2 separate regions of the Homo sapiens genome follow, and region 2 is linked to region 1. A link is a contact called in ENCODE Hi-C data. All regions are on one chromosome and are shown on one strand. Each heading gives the region's core, a stretch centred on a gene start or an enhancer-like site at or near the end of the contact. The rest is flanking DNA. Distances are from core to core; before and after follow the strand shown. Region 1 holds the start of GAD2 (glutamate decarboxylase 2). Region 2 overlaps APBB1IP (amyloid beta precursor protein binding family B member 1 interacting protein).

Region 1 (5,476 bases), core at 159-2,658:
AGGTTCGGGGGCTTGGACCCAGCGGGCAGGTCCCGCATTTCTCGCTTTTATCTGAAGATTCTGGCAGGTCCCGCCTCCGCTGCCACCTCGACGCCCCTGTCCGGCTCTCAGCGCCGGACCCGCACCGGCCGCGGTGGGCGGGGCAGAGAGAGGGGCAGGGGCGCCCCGGGGCTCCCCGCTGAGTCTTTACCTGTTGCATGGAGAAACGCGTAGTTGACATCCACTTTGGAGCAGCTGCAGGGCTTCTGGTCGCAGGCGCAGGCGGCCTTCCGGGCGGCGGCCCGCGGGGGTTGGCTCCCGCCGCTCTCCGCCGGCTTCTCGGCGTCTCCGTAGAGCAGGGCTGGGTAAGGACACCGAACGCGGGCCTCGTCAATCCTCCGCCGGGCCCGGCTCCCTCGCTCCCGCCTACCCGCAGCCAGGAAACCCCGACTCCGCTGACTGGGATGCGGAGGTGAGAAGACTGCTTGGACCCCGCGGGCCGACCTTGGCCGCCCCGGTCCCTGGGCACTCACCGCACAGTTTGTTTCCGATGCCGCCCGTGAACTTCTGAGCCACTTGGCACCAGGCTCGCGCTGCAAGGAAGAATAGGCAGGCAGACAGCGAGGCAGAAAGAGAACAACAGACGGACGTGTGAAATTTCGTTCTATGTGAAAATCAATCAGTCCGGGGTCCTAGGAGGGGCCGCCTTCCTCCTGGGGGCCGCTCAGGACTCGGTGAGGCCGGCAGGTGCAGAAGGCAAGCGGGAGGCTGGCGGCCCGGGCCAGCCCTCATTTCCTTTATCTGTTTCCCGAGGAGAAGCCCACACCGCTGCCCTTCCAGGTGCCAATCGGCTCAGGCAAATTCCTCTCCCTGCCTACCTTGGACGAGTTTTCCTAAACACTGAAGCTATCCATTTTTTCGCAGACTGTCTTTCTAGATAAAGAAATCTCTCACCTTTCCCATTTTTTTTTTCTATCTTCACGGTCACTCCGTCCCACCCCAGGGTCCAGACACCCGGATCTTAGCAGCGCCCCAGGACCACGGAATTCCATGTCCCCGAGACACCGCGGTCTTTGGGGGGCTCTTCCAACCTTCTGTGGAACGGGCCTGAGACTATTTGGGCGTCTTCCCAGGGTACAAGAGGCTGTAGAGGTCTTGAGCTCTTGGGCCGTCAAGGACTTAGCCCAAAAGCAGGGAGAAGCGCCCGAAGAAGTTTCCTGTTGCAGGTGGAAAAACCTCCTTCGTCTTCTCCGTAGTTCCGCAAACCCCAGACCACCGCAAAACTCGCCCGCCGCAGGCCCCCGTTCTCCTTCCTACCTGTGCCGGGATTCTCGGAATCCCCAGAGCCATCTTCCGACCCGAAAGACCAAAAGCCAGAGCCCGGAGATGCCATCGGCTTTGGAGACTGGAGCAGGTCGCCTGCGAGTGCGAGCTGCGGGCGAGCTGCCTCGGGCTTGGCCCTGCGCGCGCGTGCGTGCCCGTGTGGCGGGAGGAGGGCACCGCGCGGGGACCGGCGGGGCCGAGCGGCGAGGGCGGGTGTCACGCAGGAACAGAAAACGTGCGTGTCTGTGCGTGTGTGTATGCGAGCTGGAGACAGGGTTTAGGGACGTGGCAACCCTTTGGAAGCCGGGGAGCTTTAAAAGAGACCGGGACTACCTAAGGGTCCTCGGAGCCCGGACTCAGGAAAGCGCGGAGAGCCCCAGAGCATTTGAGGGAAAGGGAGCCCAGTGGGGATGAATGAGGGGGCGGCGGAGGAAAAAAACACGAGAGAGGGAGGGAGCTGAGTCGTGAGGATGCGAGGCAGACCATGCACGCCAGCTGGAGTCAGAGTGAGGGGGTGGGAGGCGTGCCAGCGCGTCCTCGGGCGAGCCAGAGGCGGGAAGTGCGGGCGGCCGCTGTCCCGGGTGCTGCCACAGCCGCTGCGCGCCAGCGTCAGCGAGGGGCAGACTGGGGAGACCTCGGCGAGGCGGGAAGCGTGGCCCAGAGGAGTTTTCTGTGTGCATCGATTGGGGTTTTGTTTGAGGTCTGGCTCCAGCTGAGGGGAAGGAAGCGGGGTTCCCGCGCCGTTTTCCTCCAAGCAGGTGCTGAGGTCACTGCGACCTCGAGAGCTCGCGCCCCGGGCGGGCATCAGGCGCCGTTCACGAGCCTGGGGAGGGGACGGCGGGGGAAGGGCTCCTACCCGCTGATGGGCTCATTTCAGCGCCTTGGTAGAACCTGACGCCTGCCTGCTGAACCGCGCCGTACCCGGGGGCGCACCGTTCCTGCGTAGCCAAGGGCTAGATCGCGGGACCCACCGTCCAGGCTCTGAGTGACGGCTGGGGAGAATGACTGCTGATTGAGGCAATTAAAATCCACGCTGGAGTCTACTGAGGACCTCGGGCTGGGGAAAAAAAAATAAAACGAATGGAAACTTCTTGGAAGAGAATGAGGCAGAGCGGCCAGAGTCGGCAGGATTGATGGCGGGTGGGGGATGGAATCAGGGCATTTGGTGACCTTGGCCCGCGGAGGCGTGGAAGCGCCCGCTGCTTGCGTGTAAGGGGGATCTGTGTGCGCCTGGGAGGGGAGAACAGGGTTTCCAACTAAGCAATCTCGGCTTTACAAATCCGAGTAGGAAAGAAGGCATCGCCTGCAGGGCCCTCGTTTTAAGGGGCTTCAAACCAATGCCCCCCCTCGCCCCCAGAGAATCTTCGCGGTAGCGGGTGACCCGGAAGCGCGAGATTGGTTCTCTCTGAGGCGTATTAGGAGGCGGTTTCTCTTTTTCTAATAAAGAAAGGAGGAGAAAGTCAGAATCGTTCTGATGATTTCCTTTCTACAAAAAGCTATTGCAGACAGGGAGGACGCCCTAAGGATTGGGAGCCCTTTGACAGTTTGCGCTGCGTTCTCCTGGCAGTGGAGATGAACTTCAAGTGCACCTCGGAGCTCCGGGGCTCTGGGGGAGACGGAGGGAGGGAGAGAGAGGAAAGGGCTGAGGTCGGCTTCCCGAGGCGGCTGCCTTCCCCGCGCCTGGCCAGAGCGCCTGTCATTTCCATTGTGTTCACAAGTCGTTTTATTTCTCTGACCTCCTGAACCAGCCACCAAAGCTGCTAACAAAGCAGAGACCCGGGGATCCCGTCTGGGCGAGCACCCCTCGACCCTCGCTTAGAAGGGACATCCTGGGGCCCATGCTGGACGCATACAGGCCCAAGTCCTGTGTGCTCGAGCATAACTGTCCCTGGTCAATTCTCTCCACAAAGCGCTGTCTTCTTCTCGCGTGCCTGAGTCCAGGGGTTCCCTGAGGAGTCATGGGATCCACACTATGGCAACTGGGCCCAGGCGCCAGGATGAGAGCAGGAAACCAGTCGGGCGTTGATAGCGTCCTGCCGAAGGCTGGCACTGAGCGTGCTAGGTGAAGTCTGTTCCAGGCTGTGGGAGCCCGGGTGGTCGAAAACTCAGGGCTCAGTTTGGCTCCTCTTTCTTGCTCTCCTGGCTCTGACACTCTAGGTCACCACAATAACAACTCCGGAAACCTAAAGACTTGTGGTTCAGCCATCTGCACTTCAGGCATGGCAGCTCCGCAGCTCTCTCCAGCCTCGCAGAGGCTGGTTCTTTGTTGAAATCCATATCAAATCCTGCAAAGGTTTTCCTTCAAGCCAGCAGTCTAGGGTTGCAGAACTTTTCTACTATGGATGAGTGGTTGAAAACATAAAGGTTCTTAAAAGCAAGCGTTTAAATCACACAAAACCCCCAAAGAAGAAACGGATTAAAACACCTGAATTTAACTGATTTTTTTTTCTTTTTGGTAAAGCAATGGCTTCAAGTGCTACCGTTTAAACTCCATTAAATCCCACAGCTCTGGAGTACTTTGGATCTAATGGTGATATTTACATTTTTTATTTAAACACACCCTACTTCAGATGCAGATGGAGATCTGATTTGTCTTTCCTGAAGGCTGTCCCTCCCTAGACGGTAATTTGCTTTGTAATGACTTTCATTTCACTAAAGAGCCCATTCCCCCTCTCCGGGGCTTGGGGTTGGAGATAACAAAAGAGCTCTGGGAGGTAATAATTACAGTCATTAGTTCACAAAGGAGGCAGCCAGTGAATGGGAAGGGAAGGCGGCCGCTTTGGAAGGCCCTTCCTCAGATGAGGGGCGAGAGACCCAATCCTCCGACTTGTAGGGACAGTTTCCTTAGGTGTCTGGTTTACCAACATATGGGTCTCAGGCTGACCCAAAGAAGAGTGTCTGGCACACATTTTCCTGTGTCCTTCCCGTGCTTAAATGTCAAAGGACAGAGAAAGAAGGGAAGATGGAAAGAAAAAGAGGAAACAACCACGGAAGAACACAAAAATATTGCAACCAAGCATTCACCAAGCCTTTGCCATTCTCTTTTCTATTCTCACTTAAAACATTGGTGCAGGAAAAATTTAGGGAGGGAGTCTGTTGCCTCCCTCCATAAATTCTCCCTACACCAACAGAAATAACAGAAGGGGCTGAGTGCCAGGGCTCTTGTCTTCAGGGGCCACCCAAGAAGGACGCCTAGATTGAAGGGTGGCCAGGCAGAAAAGCTGAGCTTAGCTTACTGCTCCTTACCCCTGGCCCCTGCTCCGCCCTCCCCACAAACCCAGGCCTTCTGGAGGCAAGTGGACAGGCAGCTAGAGGTGGAAGGGGGCCAGGCCACTTTGGGCTTTAGACACCCCTGCCCCTCCCAAGCCCCTCTCTCTGGTGACCTGCTGTGCTGGTTTCCTGGGTACTGGGCCATACTCAGCTCCTCAGTGCATTCGCACAGCTGAGGGTTACTCCTTACTTTCAGTCGCAACCCCAGCAAGACTGTGCCGCTAACCCAGGGAAAAAGAAGGCCTGGAGGGCACTTGGACTCTGCCATGCCATAGCTGCAGGTTTTCCCTTGGCCACATTGCATCTGTAAAATGAAGAGATTACACGAGTTGGCTCTGGGGACCTTTTGGTGCCAACTCTTTGAGTTGGCGAGATTACTATGCCCTGTGGACCAGCGGCGCAACAAACGCTCTGAGCCCTCTGCACATGCCCTCACTCACTCCTCGAATATTTCCCCAGAGTCTTTTGACTCCGGCTTGTGGGTGCAGGAGCCAAGGGCACCCACACAAGGGGTGAGCCCCATCGTGATCAGAACCCTTCTTCCAATTCCATGCAACGACCTCATCACCTGTCCTCACCCTCTCCAGGTTGCTTAGATGGGAATGTCAGTTTCATAAAACAGCTTAAACCGGGTTTTAGAATAAGGTGCAGTCAACCCAGGAATGCAAACTTCTGTCCACCCACTAGCCTCCCCCATTTTAAATACACACAAAGTCGGAGTAGCAAAGATGGCCCCAAATCTGCAGACCGGGAGAACCTGAAATCTGACAGTTCCACCCAGTGGGGGCACTAGCATCTTTATAGATGGGGCCAAAGACAGTCACGCAGATTGGGAAGGCATCGTGCAGGCGAGCACGTGTGGTGTGTTGGGGATTTAGACATTGGAGGCCTCTGCGTTTGTGTG
Region 2 (5,275 bases), core at 11-2,510, 340 kb before region 1:
TCTTTGGTCTTTTCAGGCAACTGAGGAAACTCTACTCATATTTTTGTCTTTAAATATGTATTCTCTATGTAGGTCACTCGGCCTCAGAAATTGCATCTCCATTGCTCGAAGAACGGTCAATTCCTATTTGCTTGGGCATAGCAAACAGGAACACAGACATTCTCTCTACCGACGGTGAGAACTTCACATCAGGCTCCTGAATGTTGCTGTAGTTTTCCAGTCTAGCCAGCAGATGACAGCAAACACTTTTGAATGGCTGCTGGGCATTTTACTGTTTTGGCGGTTCAATGCTTACTCCCTCATTCTGAATGTTAGATTTTATTTTTGCAAATGTTACTCCAATAATGATCCTCTTTGGAGGCCCTTAAAATTGGAAATATCTATCAACTCAGGTAATATGGCCCGATAGCAAAAAGGATTTGTTTTCTTAATTAACCTGAAGGTCATATTGATGAAAAATATACTAAAGCCAACACTTATTGGCTGGAACATGACAGCCCACAAATGCCTCCAGCATTCCCTTCAACAATAACATGTGCAAAGCCAAACCAATGCCCTTGTCTTTCAGCACCAGAAACACGGCTCTCTGACCTACAAACAGCATTTGTGTTCTGATTGTCATGTAAGAGAGGCAAGCATTGGTCTCTTCAGCAATTGAATGTTTATAATTGTTCTTAGAAAGCAGCTATTCCACCCACCCCCCACTCAGACATTTAAAAAGCTGACATTGTTACCTTCAAGATAATCTATTATTGTTTTTGGTAGATGTCACGTGAGAACCAAGTTTCCAGAGCAGACTAAATCTCATCGTGTTTGCAACAAAATGCACAAAGCAACTGCTTATATAGAGTTAGCCATTTAACAAGCACCCTAAACAATTTCTTAAGAATGTTATTCATTGAAATAGAGCAAAATGTAGTCACTCCCTTAAAGAAAATGACTTTTGAACATAAAACAGCCCCCTGATGATGGGGTGATAAACCTTGCTATAGGTCAGGTCTCACCAAGTTCCTTCCTTACACTATATGTGTGCTATGGATGTATACAGGAGGATTCTATGACCTCTAAGGTCTCTAGCAATCCTCAGATTTTATGGTTCTAAGATGAGCTACCTAATGGGAAAAAGCTCCTTTCTGGCTCCCTTGGTGATGCAGAAATCGTTCAGCCTTGCAGACATTATAGAGCAAGTCACTGGGCTTGTTCTCCACCGTGTCTTGAGACTTTGCCAAGGAGCTTATTGCCTAACCGAGCCTTTTGCTGAATAATCATTTGCAAAGAGGTTTCAGGAAAATGCTGGTGCAGTGTCACTGGCCAGGCTCTTTCGCAATTGATTTGATTGTTCCCGATCATAAAGAGAGAGAAGCTCTCTTGGGACATGAGAACAGCACACAGAGGTCAGGGCGATTGTGGACTGTCACTGCTTAAAGGGCACTTATAGACCCTCTGAGCTTACGAAATGAGAAAACAGGGTGAGAGAGGGTGAGCAATTTATCCAAGGCCAAAGGTAGTGAAAGAACCAAGGTCCTGTTTGTTCAATAAATATCTCTGGGTGCCAAGAAATATGCTAATTCCTAGGTACATTAAGAGGAGTAAGAGAGGCAGGGCCCCGTGGCTCACACCTGTAATCCCAGCACTTTGAGAGGCCAAGACAGGCAGATCACTTGAGGCTAGGAATTTGAGATCAGCCTAGGCAACACAGTGAAACCTTGTCTCTACAAAAAGTACAAAAATTAACCAGGTGTTGTGGCACACACCTGTAGTTCCAGCTACTAGAGATGCTGAAGTGGGAGGATAGATGGAACCAGGTGTTCGAGGCTGCGGTGAGCCATGATTGTGCCACTGTGCTCCAGACTGGGCTGGAGGAGACCCTACCTCAAACAAACAAACAAAAAAACAACAAAAAGAGGAATAAGAGAGCTCATGTGTTAATTGGGCAATGCTCCCTGGAGGTGTTTTAGGGAGAGATGTATGTAAACACCTGATGTAATCAAATCACATATGTAATGTGATTATGAAATAGTATGTTCCATACTAAAAGTTTGAAAATGGGCCAAGAGAGGGTCTTTGGAAGAAGCGACAGAATGCTGTAATATATTTGGAGAACATGGAGAAATTCTGTATGGCTGAGGTCTGGAAACCATGGAATGAAGAAGCAGAAATTAAGCTGGTGTGGAATCTGAGTAAAGACCCTTGAGTCAAACTAGAATCTAGACATGATCCCCTGGGCAGTGGGGGGCACTGGACATTTTAAAACAGCACAGTGACACAGGAAGTCACTGGGGGCTATGAGGAAGATGGATCTGGAGTGAAGAATAAGATCGAACTGAGGGAGGGCTCAATGGGAGATCTTGATGGGAAATAGAAGAACTTGCTCATAGATTAACGAGAAATGGGGACAGGAAGAAAATCAGGCATGCTTTTTCTGTTTCTAGCTTGGTAGAGTAGGTGGATGTTATGGGTTTAATTATCTCCCTCCTCCTAAAAGCTATGGTACTCACTCCTGGTACCTATGAATGTAACCTTATTTGGAAATAGGGTCATTGCCAGATGTAATAAAGTTAAGATGAAGTCATCCTGATGAAAGTGGGCTCTAAATCCAAAGAGACTGGTGTAAGCCGGGTGTGGTCGCTCACACCTGTAATCATAGCACTTTGGGAGGCCAAGGTGGGTGGATTGCTTGAGCCCAAGAGCTCAAGATCAGCTTGGGCAACATAGCTAAACCCCATCTCTGCAAAAAATACAAAAAATTAGCCAGGTGTGGTGGTGTGCACCTGTAGTCCCAGCTACTTGGGAGGCTGAGGCAGGAGGATCACTTAAGCCCAGGAAGTTGAGGCTGCCATGAGCTGTGATCATACCACCACACTCAGCCTGAGCAACAGAGTGAGACCCTGTCTCAAGAAAACAAAAAACACCAAAACCGACAAAAAACAAGCAAACAAAAACAACCACCAAAATGACACGTTCTTATAAGAAGAGAAGAAACAGACACAGACAAAGACAAAGAAAGAAGATAGTCACATGTTGAGGGAGGCAGAGATTGGCACACGCAGCTGCAAGCCAAGGAATGCCAGCACTGCTGGGAGCTGCCGGAAGCTAGAAGAGGCGTGGAGGCATGGAACAGATTTTGCCTCTGAGCCCTCAGAAGGAACACAACTCTGGTTTTGATTTTGGACTTCTGATTCCAATATCACCTTGATTTGGGACTTCTGGTCTCCTGAACTCTTCAATAAATAAATTTCTGTGAAGTTATCTAGTTACCAGCAGTTTGTTACAGCAGCTCCAGAAAACGAATAGAGTAGGTGATGGTGCCATTCATCCTTGAGGGACTGTGGAAAGCAGGGGGTGGAGGAAATGTTGAAATCAGTGTGCATGATAGAGGTACCCCTTGGACATGTGGTTACTGCACGTGTGGAGCTAGGGAAGAAGGTGAGACTGTCCACTACGGATTAGGAATTATTTGTCTCCAACACAGACAATGGTTGGAGCTGTGGCTGTGAATGTGATCTCAGCGAGAGCACGGGGAGTCTGGTGAGAACTGAATTTAGGACCCTGGAGAGCATTACAGTGTGTAGGGAAGGAGGAGGCACCAGCAGAAGCAGAGTAGGGGTCCAGTTTGAAGACCATAAAATGAGGATGCTGTCATCAATGCAAAAGATGCCATGAGGACTGGAGAAAGCCACTATTCTTTGGAAATCTTAATAATAGCAGTTTCCACAGAGGTGCAGGGAGAAGCCTGCTAGCATGCAAACTCCACAAAGCCAGAGGCCTTTGTTTTGTTTACCGATGTACCCCCAAGTCTGAATAAAGAAAATTCAAAAGATATATGTATACATTCGTAGAGAAAGGGTCTGCCTCTGTTGCCCAGGCTGGAGTGCAGTGGTGCAATCATGGCTCCCTGCAACTTCCAACGCCTGGGCTCAAGTGATTCTCCCACCCCGATCGGCCACCTGAGGAGCTGGGACCACAGATGTGCGCCACCATGCCCAGCTAATGTTTTTAAATTTTTTGTAGAGACGAGGTTTCACAATGTTGCCCAGGTTGGTCTTGAACTTCTGCTTTCAAACAATCCCCCTGCCTCGGCCTCCCAAAGTGCTGGAATTACAGGTGTAGGCCACTGTGCCTGGCTGAAAGGAATGTTGTTGAATGAATGAATTAAACTATGAGAATAAAAGTTGAGGCCGGGTGCGGTGGCTCACACCTGTAATCCCAGCACTTTGGGAGGCTGAGGCAGGTGGATCATGAGGTCAGGGGTTCGAGACCAGCCTGACCAACACGGTGAAACCCTGTCTCTACTAAAAATACAAAAATTTGCTGGGTGTGGTGGCGGGCACCTGTAATCCCAGCTACTCAGGAGGCTGAGGCAGGAGAATTGCTTGAACCTGGGAGGCGGAGGTTGCAGTGAGCTGAGATCGCGCCACTGCACTCCAGCCTGGGCGACAGAGCGAGACTCCATCTCAAAAAAAGAAAAAAAAAGTTGAGGACATGGAGGGCATCATCACTTTCTCAGGAAGTCTGAGTTAAAGAGAAGACAGAGGTCAAAGGTGCTGCTTGAAGAGGTGGGGCAGATACCACTGAGGGGAGTGAGTTAGAGCCCCCAAACCAAGGAATATTTGAAAATGTCTGTGGCCCAAGGAAAAGAGAAGAATTGTCTGCAGAGGGTTTGAAGATGCTGAAGCCAAAGGGAGTGGCTGACGATGTGGTTCCAGAGGCCACGTTGGAGATAGGAGCCTTCTTCCTCTGAGATGGAGAGTCAGGAGGTAGGAGAGTTACTGCGTGGGATAAATTTAGAAGTAAACAGGAAGTAAACTGGGACGATTCAATCCTGTTCTCCGTTTTCTTTCTTATCCTTCCTTTTTTTTTTCTTTCCTTCTTTCTTTCTTTCATTCCTTTCTTTTTTAGAGGTAGGTCTTGCTCTGTTGCCCAGGCCACAGTGCAACAGTGTGACTGTGGCTCACGGCACCCTGAAACTCCTGGCCTCAAGCAATCCTTCTGCCTCAGCCTCCTGAGTAGCTGGGACTACAGGTGTGCACCACCACACCAGGCTGATTTTTAAATATTTTGTAGAGACGGGGGTCTCCCTATGTTGCCCAGGCTGGTCTCGAACTCCTAAGGTCAAGTGATCCTCCTGCCTTGACCTCCGAAAATGCTGGGATTACACACATGGGCCACAGTGCCCAGCTAATTAAGCATTTCTTTAGAGACAGAGTCTCACTCTGTTGCCCCGGCTGGAGTGCAGTAGTGTGATCATAACTCACTGCAACCTTGAATGTGGGCT

What was found. Hi-C counts contacts between places; a loop is a spot of excess contacts on that map. Pooled maps may share reads with other maps.
Region 2: a pooled map shows a loop between it and region 1 (7-fold over the local background). The contact joins the enhancer-like site here to the promoter of GAD2 in region 1. A Hi-C loop is called at or near these places in 5 of 50 pooled maps.

The regions. Positions count from the first base shown.
Region 1 is chr10:26,212,706-26,218,181 of GRCh38, reverse strand. GAD2 (glutamate decarboxylase 2) reads right to left here and starts at 1,408. Exons shown (of 16, transcript NM_001134366.2): 1 at 1,297-1,408; 2 at 513-572; 3 at 191-340. The coding sequence starts at 1,372. RefSeq lists enhancers at 1-84, 2,694-3,260, 3,261-3,826, 3,827-4,394.
Region 2 is chr10:26,552,221-26,557,495 of GRCh38, reverse strand. The region is part of intron 11 of APBB1IP (amyloid beta precursor protein binding family B member 1 interacting protein); the gene reads right to left. Among named protein-coding and RNA genes, the nearest start is that of LINC03028, 24 kb to the left of the region's middle. Within about 2 kb of position 1,260, at least 7 of the 41 ENCODE cell types and tissues checked have a DNase peak (open chromatin) inside an H3K27ac peak, as active enhancers do.